Regions from separate parts of the Homo sapiens genome. Here region 2 is linked to region 1. Evidence: read pairs that join two places in POLR2A ChIA-PET (ENCODE). Cell type or tissue: GM12878. All regions are shown on one strand. Links, peaks and the distances in the headings refer to the core of each region. The heading gives the core; the rest is flanking DNA. Region 1 overlaps TYK2 (tyrosine kinase 2). Region 2 overlaps OLFM2 (olfactomedin 2).

Region 1 (5,000 bases), core at 1-5,000:
TCTACTAAAAATACAAAATGTAGCCAGGCATGGTGGCAGGTGCCTGCAATCCCAGCTACTCAGAAGGCTGAGGCAGGAGAATAGCTTGAACCTGGGACATGGAGGTTGCAGTGAGCCGAGATCACAGCACTGCACTCCAGGCTGGGTGACAGAGCTAGACTCCGTTTCAAAAATAAAAAAAGGCCAGGTGCGGTGGCTCATGCCTGTAATCCCAACACTTTCAGAGGCTGAGGCGGGCAGATCACCTGAGATCAGGAGTTCAAGACCAGCCTGGCCAATGTAGTGAAACCGCATCTCTACTAAAAATACAAAATGTAGCCAGGCATGGTGGCAGGTGCCTGCAATCCTAGCTACTCAGGAGGCTGAGGCAGGAGAATTGCTTGAACTTGGGAGGTGGAGGCTGCAGTGAGCTGAGATCGTGCCATTGTACTCCAGCCTGGGCAACAAGAGCGAAACTCCATCTCAAAGAAAAAAAAAAAAAAAAAAGAAAGAAAGGCTTTCCCTCCTCCTGCACAGGAAATTGCACTTCCAAATATATCTACTACAGTCTTTCTTTTTTTCTTTTTTTTGAGATGGAGTCTCGCTCTGTCCCAGGCTGAAGTGCAATGGCGCAATCTCAGCTAACTGCAACCTCCGCCTCCCGGGTTCAAGCGATTCTCCGGCCTCAGCCTCCCGAGTAGCTGGGACTACAGGTGTGTGCCACCATGCCCGGCTAGATTTTTTTTTTTTTTTTGTATTTTTAGTAGAGGTGGGGTTTCACCGTGTTAGCCAGGATGGTCTTGATCTCCTGACCTCGTGATCTGCCCGCCTCGGCCCTCCAAAGTGCTGGGATTACAGGTGTGAGCCACCATGCCCGGCCCAATTTTCTTTTTTTAATGACATAGGGTCTCACTCTGTCACCCAGGCTGGAGTGCAGTGGTGTGACCTCAGCTCACTGCAACCTCCATGTCCCAGGTTCAAGCCATTCTCCTGCCTCAGCCGCCTGAGTAGCTGGAATTACAGGTGCACACCCCACGCCCGGCTAGTTTTTATATTTTTAGTAGAGCTGGAGTTTTGCCATGTTGGCCAGGCTGGTCTCGAACTTCTGACCTCAAGTGATCCACCTGCCTCAGCCTCCCAAAGTGCTGGGATTACAGGCGTGAGCCACCATGCCCAACCAAGGAAAGGCCTTTCTAAGGCGGCTTTGGTTACATATACCTTCCTCCAGAAACTCCTCTTACCTCCCCCATTCCCAGCTTTCCATGACTGGATGGGGGCATTGTAATCAATTTTTATAACACTTCCTACTTCCCCATTGATGGCTGAGTCTTTTTTTTTTTTTCTTTCGTAGAGACAGTCTCTCTCTTGCCCAGGCTGAAATGCAGTGGTGCAATCATGACGCATTGCAGCCTCTAACTGCCCAGGCTCAAGTGATTTTCCTGCCTCAGTCTCCCAAATAGCTGGGGCTACAGGCACATGTCACCACACCCGGATAATTTTTGTATTTTTTGCATGTTGCCTCATGCTGGTCTCAAACTCCTGGGCTCAAGCCATCCACCCGCCTTGGCTTCCCAAAGTGTTGGGAGGCATGAGCCATCGCGCCTGGCCATGACTGATTTTTTTTTTTTTTTTGAAACGAAGTCTCGCTCAGTCCTCAAAGCTGGAGTGCAATGGCACAATCTTGGCTCACTGCAACCTCCGCCTCCCGGGTTCTAGCGATCCTCCTGCCTCAGCCTCCTGAGTAGCTGGGATTACAGGCGCCTGCCACCACGCCCAGCTAATTTTTGTATTTTTAGTAGAGACGGGGTTTCACCATGTTGGTCAGGCTGGTCTTGAACATGCATGCTGTTCCCCCTGCCTCGGCCTCTCAAAGTGCTGGGATGACAGGTGTGAGCCACCGTGCCCGGCTTTTTTTTTTTTTTTTTTTTTTGAGACGGAGTCTCGCTCTGTCACCCAGGCTGGAGTGCAGTGGTGTGATCTCGGCTCACTGCAACCTCCGCCTCCCGGGTTCAAGTGATTCTCCTGCCTCAGCCTCCTGAGTAGCTGGGATTACAGGCGCCCACCACCACACCTGGCTAATTTTTGTATTTTCAGTAGAGACGGGGGTTTCACCATGTTGGCCAGGCTGGTCTCGAACTCCTGACCTCAAGTGATCCACCTGCCTCAGACTCCCAAAGTGTTGGGATTACAAGTGTGCACCCTCGAGCCTGGCCATGGCTGATTCTTTGTTTTGTTTTGTTGTGTTGTTTGAGACAGAGTCTCGCTCTGTCGCCCAGGCTGGAGTGCAGTGGCGCGATCTCAGCTCACTGCAAGCTCCGCCTTCCGGGTTCACGCCATTCTCCTGCCTCAGCCTCCCGAGGAGCTGGGACTATAGGCACCCACCACCACGCCTGGCTAATTTTTTGTATTTTTAGTAGAGACAGGGTTTCACTGTGCTAGCCAGGATGGTCTCGATCTCCTGACCTCGTGATCCGCCCACCTCAGCCTCCCAAAGTGCTGGGATTACAGGTGTGAGCCACTGTGCCCGCCCCCATGACTGATTATTAAAGGATTCAGACAGGTGTGCGGGTGATGTGAAACACGCTCAGCAGAGGGAACAGCATGCATGGAGGCCCGGAGAGCTTGATCTGTTTGAGGAAGCGAAAGACCTTCAGGGTGACTGGGGTATCAATTTTGAGAGTTTGGAAGGGGAAGTAACAATTGAAATTGGGGCATAGCAGGCAAAAGCCAGGGTGGGGGTACTCAGAATCAAGGGTCAAGGGGTTGGGCATTCTCCGGGAGCAATGGGGAGCCATGGAAGGTTTAAGCCAGAGAGTGAAGCAGTCTGACTAGTTCTTTTATTTTTATTTTTTATTTTTGACTGGTTCTTTAAGAAGTTGTCTCAAGCCAGGCACAGTGGGTCACGCCTGTAATCCCAGCACTTTGGGAGGCTGAGGCGGGCAGATCACTTGAGGTTAGGAGTTTGAGACCAGCATGGCCAACATGGTGAAACCCCGTCTCTACTAAAAATATAAAAATTAGCTGGGCGTGGTGACGCACATCCCAGCTACTTGGGAGGCTGAGGCAGGAGAATCACTTAAACCTGGGAGGCGGAGTTGCAGTGAGCCGAGATCGCACCACTGCACTCCAGCCTGGGTGACAGAGACTCGGTCTCAAAAAACAAAAATATGAAACATTGGCCAGGTGCCGTAGCTCACACTTGTAATCCTTGCGCTTAGGGAGGCCAAGGCGGGTGGATCACTTGAGGTCAGGAGTTGGAGACCAGTCTGGTCAACATGATGAAACCCCATCTCTACTGAAAATACAAAAAATTAGCCGGGCGTGGTGGCGGGCGCCTGTAATCCCAGCTACTCAGGAGGCTGAGGCAGGAGAATCGCTTGAACCCAGGGGGTGGAGGTTACAGTGAGCCGAGATCACGCCACTGCACTCCAGCCTGGGCAACAAGAGCAAAAACTCTATCCAAAAAAAAAAAAAATACAAAAAATTAGCTGGGCATGGTGGCACATGCCTGTAGTCCCAGCTACTCAGGAGGCTGAGACAGGAGAATGACTTGAACCTGAAAGGCAGAAGTTGCGGTGAACCAAGATTGCAACATTGCACTCCAGTCTGGGTGACTCCATCTAAAAAAAATATATATTGTTTCACAGGGAGGTATCCTCCCTTCACAGAGGGGCAGTATAATTCCATGGTGTGACTTTGGAGAGTGATTTGATAACACAGTCAAAGCTGGATGCAGTGGCTCACGCCTGCAATCCCAGCAGTTTTGGAGGCTAAGCGTGGAGGATCACTTGAGCCCAGGAGTTCAAGATCAGCCTGGGCAACATCGCGAAACCCCGTCTCTACTAAAAATACAAAAAATTAGCCAGGTGTGCTGTGTGCTGGTGTGCACCTGTAGTCCCAGCTACTCAGGAGGCTGAGGTGGGAGGATCACTTGAGCCCGGGAGGTTGAAGCTACAGTGATCATGCCACTGCCCTTCAGCCTAGGTGACAGAGCAAGATGCTGTCTCAAAAAAAAAAAAAAAAAAAAAAATATATATATATATATATATATATATAGCTGTGTGTGGTGGCGTGTTCCTGTATTTCCCAGCTACTCAGGAGACTGAGGCAGGAGGACTGCTTGAGCCAGGGAGGTCATGGCTGCACTGAGCCATGATTGCACCACTGTATTCCAGCCTATATGTCAGAGCAAGATCCTGCTTCAAAAAAAAAAAAAAACCCAGGCCGGGCGCCGTGGCTCACGCCTGTAATCCCAGCACTTTGGGAGGCTGAGGTGGGCGAATCATGAGGTCAGGAGATTGCGACCGTCCTGGCTAACACGGTGAAACCCCGTCTCTACTAAAAAAATACAAAAAAATTAGCTGGGCATGGTGGCGGGCGCCTGTAGTCCCAGCTACTCGGGAGGCTGAGGCAGGAGAATGGCGTGAACCCAGGAGGCAGAGCTTGCAGTGAGCGGAGATTGAGCCACCACACTCCAGCCTGGGCGACAGATCGAGACTCCGTCTCAAAAAAAAAAACAAAAACTCAGAAACATCTTCCCTGAGGCCATATAGTTCCACTCCTGGACAGTGACAGTCACTCTATAAACAGTCAGCTCATGTGCTCCCAGGGACACTTATGAGAATGTTTAGAGCCGCCTTGTTTATCATATGGAAAAGGGGAGACCATTGCAAAGTCCCTCAATAAGAGACTGCCTAAGTAAATTGCAATCTGGTTGAATACTGGACTACTGCGCAGCCGGGAGAAGGAATTTAACCAGAATTACTCATGTCATTCTGCATGAAGCTTTATAACCTCTCGTAGCCTGAAAAAGCACATTGCAGAGGGACGTCTGCAGTATAATACCACACATTTACAGTTCATAACTTTTTTTTTTTTGAGACAGAGTTTCGCTCCTGTTGCCCAGGTTGGAGTGCAATAGCACGATCTCAGCTCACCGCAACCTCCACCTCCCAGGTTCAATTCTCCTGCCTCAGCCTCCCGAGTAGCTGGGATTACAGGCATGCGCCACCACGCCCAGC
Region 2 (8,560 bases), core at 2,038-7,037, 450 kb after region 1:
TTGCTCTGTTGCCCAGGCTGGAGTGCAGTGACGCGATCACAGCTCACTGCAGCCTCAAACTCCTGTGCTCAGGCAATCCTCCCACCTCAGCCACCTGAGTCACTGGGACCACAGGCGTGTGCCACCATGCCCACATAATTTTTTTTGTTTATTTTTTGTAGTGACAGGGTCTCACTATATTGTCCAGGCCGGTCTTGAACTCCTGGGCTCATAAGATCTTCCTGCCTCAGCCTCCCAAACTGCTGGGATTACAGGCGTGAGCCACTGCACTTGGCCTAGAATTTAGTGAGCTGGTAATAGTGACTCATAGAAGAGGTTGTGCATGTTTAAATGGAAGACTTTAAAAATTTTTAATTGTGGTAAAATACACATAATATAAAATTTATCACTTTAGTCATTTATTTATTTATTTATTTATTTTTGAGATGGAGTCTCGCTCTCTGTCCCAGGCTGGAGTGCAGTGGCGCGATCTCAGCTCACTGCAAGCTCCGCCTCCCAGATTCAAGCGATTCTCCCATCTCAGCCTCCGGAATAGCTGGGACTACAGGCGGCCGCCACCACGCCCGGCTAATTTTTTGTATTTTTAGTAGAGATGGGGTTTCACCATGTTAGCCAGGATGGTCTCGATCTCCCGACCTCGTGATCCGCCCGCCTCAGCCTTCCAAAGTGCTGGAATTACAGGCGTGAGCCACCATGCCTGGCCTAGAATTTCCATCCTTTTAAAGGCTGAATCATATTCCATGTATGGATATACCACATTTTGTTTATCCATTCATTCATCAATAAATAGACACTGGGTTGTTTTCAGCTTTTTTTTAAAAAAAAGTCTTAATGTTACAGAGGAGGTCTCTCTCCATCACTCAGGCTGGAGTGCAGTGGCACCATCACAGCTCGCTGCAACCTCTATCTCCTGGGCTCCAGGGATCCTTCCACCTCAGCCTCCCAAGTAGCTGGGACTACAGGTGCATGCCACCACGGCTGGCTAATTCTTAAATTTTTTCTGTAGAGATGGGGTCTTGTCATCTTGCTCAAGCTGGTCTTCAACTCCTGGCCTGAAGCAATCCTCTCACCTCAGCCTTCCAAAGTGCTAGGATTACAGGTGTGAGCCACCGCGCCCGGCCTGGTTGTTTTCACCTTTGGGCTTTTTTGAATAATACTGCTATGATCACGGGTGTACCAATATCTTTTTGAGACACTGAGTTCAATTCTTTTGTGTACGTATTCAGAAGTGGCATTGCTGGGCCAGGCGCGGTGGCTCACACCTGTAATCCCAGCAATTGGGAGGCTGAGGTGGGTGGATTGCTTGAGCCCAGGAGTTTGAGACCAACCTCAGCAACATGGTGAAACCGTGTCTCTACAACAAATACAAAAATTAGCTGTGCCTGTGGTCCCAGCTACTTGGGAGGCTGAGGTGGGAGGATTACTTGAGCCCAGGAGGTCAAGGCTGCAGTGCGCCATGATTGTACCATTGCCTGGGTGACAGGGTAAGATCCTGTCTCAAAAAAGAAAAAGTATTGCTGGGTCATATGGTAACTATGTTTTAAGTTTTTGAAGAACTACGATAATGTTTTCTACGGCGACTGCGCTATTTTACATTCCCACAAAGGGTTCCTATTTTTCCACATCCTCACCAACACTTGCTATTTTTGTCAAAAGCCTCTGACCACAACGTTTTTGTCAACTGAATAATATATAACTTTTTTTGTTTTGTTTTGTTTAGACAGGGTCTCACTCTGTCCCCCAGGCTAGAGTGCGGTGGTGTGATCTAGGCTCACTGCAGCCTCCGCCTTCCGGACTCAAGCCATTCTCCCACCTCAGCCTCCCAACACGCTGAGTAGCTGGGACTATGCACCGCCAGGCCTGGCTAATTTTTTGTAGAGCTAGGATTTCACCATGTTGCCCAGGCTGGTCTCCAACTCCTGGGCTCAAACGATCTGCCTGCCTCAGCCTCCCAAAGTGCTGGGATTACAGGCATGAGCCACGGCGCCCAGCCATAACTTTGTTTTATGTGTGTTTCTGTTTTAGAATATCATATATATATATCAATCATATCTATATATATACACGCATATATATATATATATCACATATATATTTATTTTTTGATTCATTAACATTGAACTCCCGGCCAATAGCACTAGATCTGATGCCTGAATGAAGCTTCTGTAACACGTCTTTTCTCCGTGACACACGTCACGGCCTTCTTGACTTAGAAACACTAGACTACACTTCAGCACGGTGCGTGGGGGCCACTGAAGATAGCAGAGTCACCAACAAACAGCACAAAAATATGAAAAGCTTGGCACTAAATGGACCATAAAAAAGACACTTGCATGTAGTATCAGAGCTGGAGGAAGAAAGCAGAGTGTCTCCTTATTAGACCTCAACAGGGTTGGGTGACTGAGTATGTTGTCAGGCCGGGAGCAATGGCTCACGCCCATAATCCCAGTGCTTTGGGTGGCCAAGGCGGAAGGATGGCTTCAGCCCAGGAGTTCGAGACCAGCCTGGGCGACAGAGCGAGACCTCCATTTCAAAAACAATTTTTTTTTTTTTTTTTTTTTTTTTTTGGAGACAGAGTCTCGCTCTGTCGCCCAGGCTGGAGTGCAGTGGTGTGATCTTGGCTCACTGCAAGCTCCGCCTCCCGGGTTCACGCCATTCTCCTACCTCAGCTTCCCGAATAGCTGGGACTACAGGCGCCCGCCACCACGCCCAGGTAATTTTTTTGTATTTTTGTAGAGACGGGGTTTCACCGTGTTAGGATGGTCTCGATCTCCTGACCTCGTGATCTGCCTGCCTTGGCCTCCCAAAGTGCTGGGATTACAGGTGTGAGCCACTGCGCCCGGGCTTTTTTTTTTTTTTTTTTTTTTTTTGTAGAGACGAGGTTATTGCTCTGTTGCCCAGGCTGAAATGCAGTGGTACGACCTCGGCTCACTGCAACCTCCACCTCGTGGGTTCAAGTGATTCTTGAGCCTCAGCCTCCCGAGTAGCTGGGATTACAGGCACACACCACCAAGCCCGGCTAATTTTTGTATTTTTAGTAGAGATGGGGTTTCGACATGTTGGCCAGGTTGGTCTCGAACTCCTGACCTCAGGTAATCCACCTGCCTTAGCCTCCCAAAGTGCTGGGATTACAGGCGTGAGGCACCACGCCCAGCTCTACAAAAAAAATTTGTTTAATTAGCTAAGTGTGGTGCTGCATGCCTGAAGTCCCAGCTACTTGGGAGGATCGCTTGAGCCCAGGAGGTAAAGGCAATCCCACCACTGCACTCTTTTCTTTTCTTTTTTCTTTCTTTTCTTTTCTTTTTTCTTTCTTTTCTTTTCCTTTCCTTTCCTTTTCTTTCCTTCTCTCTCTCTCTCTTTCCTTCTTTCCTTTCTTTCCTTCTTTCTTTCTTTCTTTTCTTTCTTTTTTTTTTTTTCCTGAGACAGTCTCACTTTGTTGCCTAGGCTGGAGTGCAGTGGCGATGATCTTGTCTCACTACAACCTCTGCCTCCCAGGTTCAAGCAATTCTTGTGCATCAGCTTCCCAAGCATCTGGGATTACAGGTGTGCACCCACCATACCTGGCTAATTTTTGTATTTTTAGTAGAGACAGGATTTCACCATGTTGGCCAGGCTGGTATTGAACTCCTGACCTCAAGTGATCTGCCCACCTTGGCATCCCAAAGTGCTGGGATTACAGGCATGAGCCACCGTGCCCAGCTACTCCACCCTGTTTCTAAGCAAGAAAAAAAAAATTATCACTGTGCATGTCCACAAATGACCACAAATGCCCCAGCGAGTATTGATCTTAGAGTATAAACAAATTGCAACAAGTAGGCAAATTTGCCAATCTGGAATTTTCGAATCATGAAGCTCAACTGTATATATGTAGGAGTGGAATTGCTGGGTCATAGGGAGAAACTGCTGTACAGTCTTCCAAAGTTTCAGAGACTCTTCCAAAAAGTCAACAACTCTTCCACCAGTAGTGTATGAAGTGTTCCAGTTGCTCCATATCCTCCCCAACACTTGGTGTTGTCTTTCTTTTTCTTTTCTTTTCTTTTTTTCTTTCTTTTTTTTTTTTTTTGAGACAGGGTCTCACTCTGTCACCCAGGCTGGAGTGCTGTGGCACGATCTGTGCTCACTGCAACCTCAACCTCCCAGGCTCAAGCGATCCTCCCACCTCAGCCTCTCAAGTAGCTAGAACCACAGGCATGCAGCACCACTCCTGGCGAATTTTTTTGTAGAGACGGGGTTTTGCCCTGTTGCCTAGGCTAATCTGGAACTCCTGAGCTCAAGCAATCCACCCACCTTGGCCTCCCAAAGTACTGGGATTACAGGTATGAGCCACTGTGCCTGGCCTTTTTTTAGTTTTAGACATTCTGATGGGTGCCAAATAGTATTGCATTGTGGGTTTATTTATAAATTTATTTTTGTTTTTTTGAGTCAGGGTCTGGTTATGCTGCCTAGGCTGGTCTCCAACTCCTGGGCTCAAGTGATCCTCCCACCTTAGCTTCCTAAAGTGCTGGGAACATTGTGGGTTTCATTTACATTTCCTGATGATGAGTGATGTGCCTGATGATGAATTAAGTGCCTTTGCATATGTTTATTGACAACTTGGATATCCACTTTTGTGAAATGTCTAAGTCTTTTGCCCACTTCTCTGTTCAGATGTCTGGTTTTTTCTTACTGATTTGTAGGAATGTGTGTGTGTGTGTGTGTGTATCTAGATTTTACATAGATACATATTCATATTTTACATAACTATAAAATCAGGATATGAGATTTTTATTGGACATAATGACTGCAAATATCTTCTCTGTAGCTTTTCTTTTCATTCTCTTAGTGGTGTCTTTTAATCAATAGAATTCCTTAATTTCATTTCATTTCTTTTTTTTTTTTTTGAGACAGGGTCTCACTCTGTTGCCCAGGCCGGAGTGCAGTGGTGCAATTACGGCTCACTGCAGCCTCGATCTCCCGGGCTCAAGCGATCTTCCCACCTTAGCCTGCCGAGTTGCTGGAGCTATAGGTGCACACCACCACACCCAGCTAATTTTTGTAGTTTTTTTAGAGATGGTGTTTCACCGTGTTGCCCAGGCTGGTCTCAAATTCCTGGGTTCAAACCATCCTCCCGCCCCGGCCTCCCAAAGTGCTGGGATGACAGGCGTGAGCCACTGCACTCAGCCAGGATTTCTTAATTTTAATGTAGTTCAGGCTGGGTGTGGTGGCTCATGCCTGTAATCCTAGCATTTTGGGAGGCCGAGGTGGGCGGATTACGAGGTCAGGAGATCAAGACCGTCCTGGCTAATATGGTGAAACCCCGTCTCTACTAAAAATACAAAATAGCCAGGTGTGGTGGCGGGCGCCTGTAGTCCCAGCTACTTGGGAGGCCGAGGCAGGAGAATGGCATGAGCCCGGGAGGCAGAGCTTGCAGCAAGCCAAGATCATGCCACTGCACTCCAGCCTCGGTGACAGAGTGAGACTCCGTCTCAAAAAAAAAAAAAAATTTAATGTAGTTCAAATAATTTTTTCTTTCATGGCTAGTGCTTATTAGTGTCCTATTTTAAAAACCTTTGCCTAGCTGGGTGCAGTGGCTCATGCCTGTCTTCCCAGTGTTTTGAAAAGCTGAGGCAAGGGGATCGCTTGAGCCCAGGAGTTTGAGACCAGCCTGGGCAACATGGCAAGACCCTGTTTCTACCAAAAATAAAAAAAAATTAGCCAAGCATGGTGGCATGTGACTGTAGTCCCAGCTACTCGGAAGGTTGAGGCAGAAGGATCGCTTGAGCCAGGGAGGTTGAGGCTACAGTGAAGTATGATCATGTGACTGCACTCCAGCCTGGGTGACGGTAGGCAAAACCCTGTCTCAAAACAACAACAACAAAATCCCAAAACAAACAAAAGAAAATTATAATTCTGTCTGTTGCATATAGGTATTCTGAGGGTTAAATGAGTTGTTACATGTACTTTGCTGCAAATGGTGTCTGGAACATGATAGTACTAAATAAATCTCAGCAATTATTGATATTTTTCCAACAGTTACGAGTTTTTTACCACCCAGAAATTTCAAGGGAAATAAACTTTTTTTTTTTTCAAGATGGAGTCTCACTCTGTTGCCCAGGCTGGAGTACAGTGGTGTGATCTCTGCTCACAGCAACCTCTGCCTCCCAGGTTCAAATAACTTTCCTGCCTCAGCCTCCCAAGTAGCTGGGATTGCAGGTCTGTGCCACCACACCTGGCTACTTTTTTTTTTTTTTTTGTATGTTTAGTAGACACAGAGTTTTGCCATGTTGGCCAGGGTGGTCTCGAACTCCTGGCCTCAAGTGATCTGCCTACCTCAGCCTTCCAAAGTGCTGGGATTACAGGCATGAGCCACCGCGCCTAGCCCCAGAAGAAACATTTTTTTTCAGTGGCTTACCAGCACGATGTTCACAGTGATGATGATGGGGAAGAGGGGACACTTTCTTGAGATATTTCTGCATCAGGATTAGCTGGCTCTGGTGCTGGTTTGAATAGAAGAGGAGTGATGGAGAAGGAGGGGTAAAAAGTAAATAATCTCTCATTTCTGACCGTGGGTACATCATTGCCAGGACCAGGGTGATGCAAGCAAGGAATCTTGGGCTCAAAATTTAAGGAGACACCTATTCTTGTGTTAGTACAGTGCAGGGCACCTCAAAGAGGGAGCTTGCAAGTAAAGTTTAAAAATGCCTCCCCCTTTTGTACAGGCAGGGTCTTGCTCTGTTGCCCAGGCTGGAGTGCAGAGGTGCCATCATAGCTCACTGCAGCCTCAAACACTTGGGCTTAAGCGATCCTCCCACCTCAGTCTCCCAAGTAGCTGGTACTACAGGGACATGCCACCATGCCCAGCTACTTAAAAAAATTTTTTTGGTGGGGAGGGGCCAGGTGTGGTGGCTTACAGCTGTAATCCTAGCACTTTGGGAGGCCAAGGTGGGCAGACCACCTGAGGTCAGGAGTTCGAGACCAGCCGGCCAACATGGTGAAACCCTACCTCTACTAAAAAAAAAAAAAAATACAAAAATTAGCTGAGCATGGTGGCTTGCCCCTGTAATCCCAGCTACTCAGGAGGCTGAGGCACGAGAATCACTTGAACCCTGGAGGCACAGATTGCAGTGAGCCGAGCTCTCACCACTGCACTCCAACCTGGGTGACAGAGCAAGACTCTGTCTCAAAAAAAAAAAAAAAAAAAAAAATGGCAGTGGTCCAGGTGTGGTGGCTTATGCCTGTAATCCCAGCACTTTGGGAGGCCGAGGCAGGAGGATCACCTGAGGTCAGGAGTTTGAGACCAGCCTGGCCAATGTGGCAAAATGCTATCTCTACTAAAAATACAAAAACTAGCCAGGTGTGGTGGCGTGCACCTGTAATCCCAGCTACTCAGGAGGCTGAGGTAAGGGAATCACTTGAACCCAGAGGGGAAGGTTGCAGTGAGCCAAGATCAGGCCACTGCACTCCAGCCTGAGTGACAGAGCGAGACTCTGTCTCAAATAAATAAATGAATAGGAAGAAATGAGGTCTCGGCCGGGCAAGGTGTCTCATGCCTGTAAATCCCAGCACTTTGGGAGGCCGAGGCAGGTGGATTACGAGGTCAGGAGATCGAGACCATCCTGGCTAACACAGTGAAACCCCATCTCCACTAAAAATATAAAAAATTCTCCGGGCGTGGTGGTAGGCGCCTGTAGCCCCAGCTACTCCGGAGGCTGAGGCAGGAGAATGGCATGAGCCTGGGAAGCGGAACTTGCAGTGAGCCGAGATCATCCCATTGCACTCCAGCCTGGGTGACAGAGCGAGACTCCATCTCAAAAAAAAGAGAGAGAAATGAGGTCTCACTGCGTTGCCCAGGCTGGTCTCAAACTCCTGGCTTCAAGCAATTCTCCCGCTTCAGCTTCCCAAGGTGCTGGGATTACAGGCGTGAGCCACCGTGCCTGGTGGATCTTCCCTTTTCAGCAGTTTTATGGAGGTATAATTTACAGAGCATAAAATTCACCTGTGTAAGCGTGCAATTGAGTGACTTTTCGTAAATTTACAGAGTTGTGCAGCCATCACCCCGATCCAATTTTAGGACATTTTCATCACCTCCAAAACAGCCCCCGTGCCCATTTGCATTCCATCTCCACTCCCACCCCCACTTGCAGGCAATCTCTCGTCTACTTTCTGTCTGTATTGATTTGCTGTCCCTGGACATTATGTATAAATAGAATCATAAACTATGTGGTCTTTTGCGTCTGGCTCCTTTTACTTAGCAAAATGTTTTTGAGGATCATCCACATTGTAGCATATATCAGGAGCAAATTCCTTTTTATGGTGGAATGGCATTCCATTGTATGGATGTACCGCAATTTGTTTATTCACTCACCAGTTGATGGGTCTTTGGATTGTTTCATTCATTATGACCAATGCTGCTATGAATATTCATGTTTAGGTCTTTTCATAGACATATGCTTTGGTTTCTCTTGGGTAGATGGAATTGCTGGGTCTTTAAAAAGAGTTTTAGGGTCTGGCGTGGTGGCTTATGCCTACAATCCCAGCATTTTGGGAGGCTGAGGCAGGTGGATTGCCTGAGCCCAAGAGT

Evidence for each region. Peaks named below come from ENCODE experiments on the same cell type or tissue, not always from the same donor. Only the 100,000 strongest peaks of a DNase experiment are listed, where the experiment ranks them.
Region 2: POLR2A ChIA-PET joins it to region 1 with 8 read pairs; 4 of 35 experiments call an interaction of 5 or more read pairs at or near these places.

The regions. Positions count from the first base shown.
Region 1 is chr19:10,371,494-10,376,493 of GRCh38, reverse strand. All of the region lies in intron 3 of TYK2 (tyrosine kinase 2), which reads left to right. Among named protein-coding and RNA genes, the nearest start is that of TYK2, 6.6 kb to the left of the region's middle. In GM12878, for the core only: no CTCF peak of the experiment used is centred there; a DNase peak (open chromatin) is centred at 2,583; H3K27ac peaks cover 772 bases.
Region 2 is chr19:9,918,414-9,926,973 of GRCh38, reverse strand. All of the region lies in intron 1 of OLFM2 (olfactomedin 2), which reads left to right. Among named protein-coding and RNA genes, the nearest start is that of OLFM2, 14 kb to the left of the region's middle. In GM12878, for the core only: no CTCF peak of the experiment used is centred there; no DNase peak of the experiment used is centred there.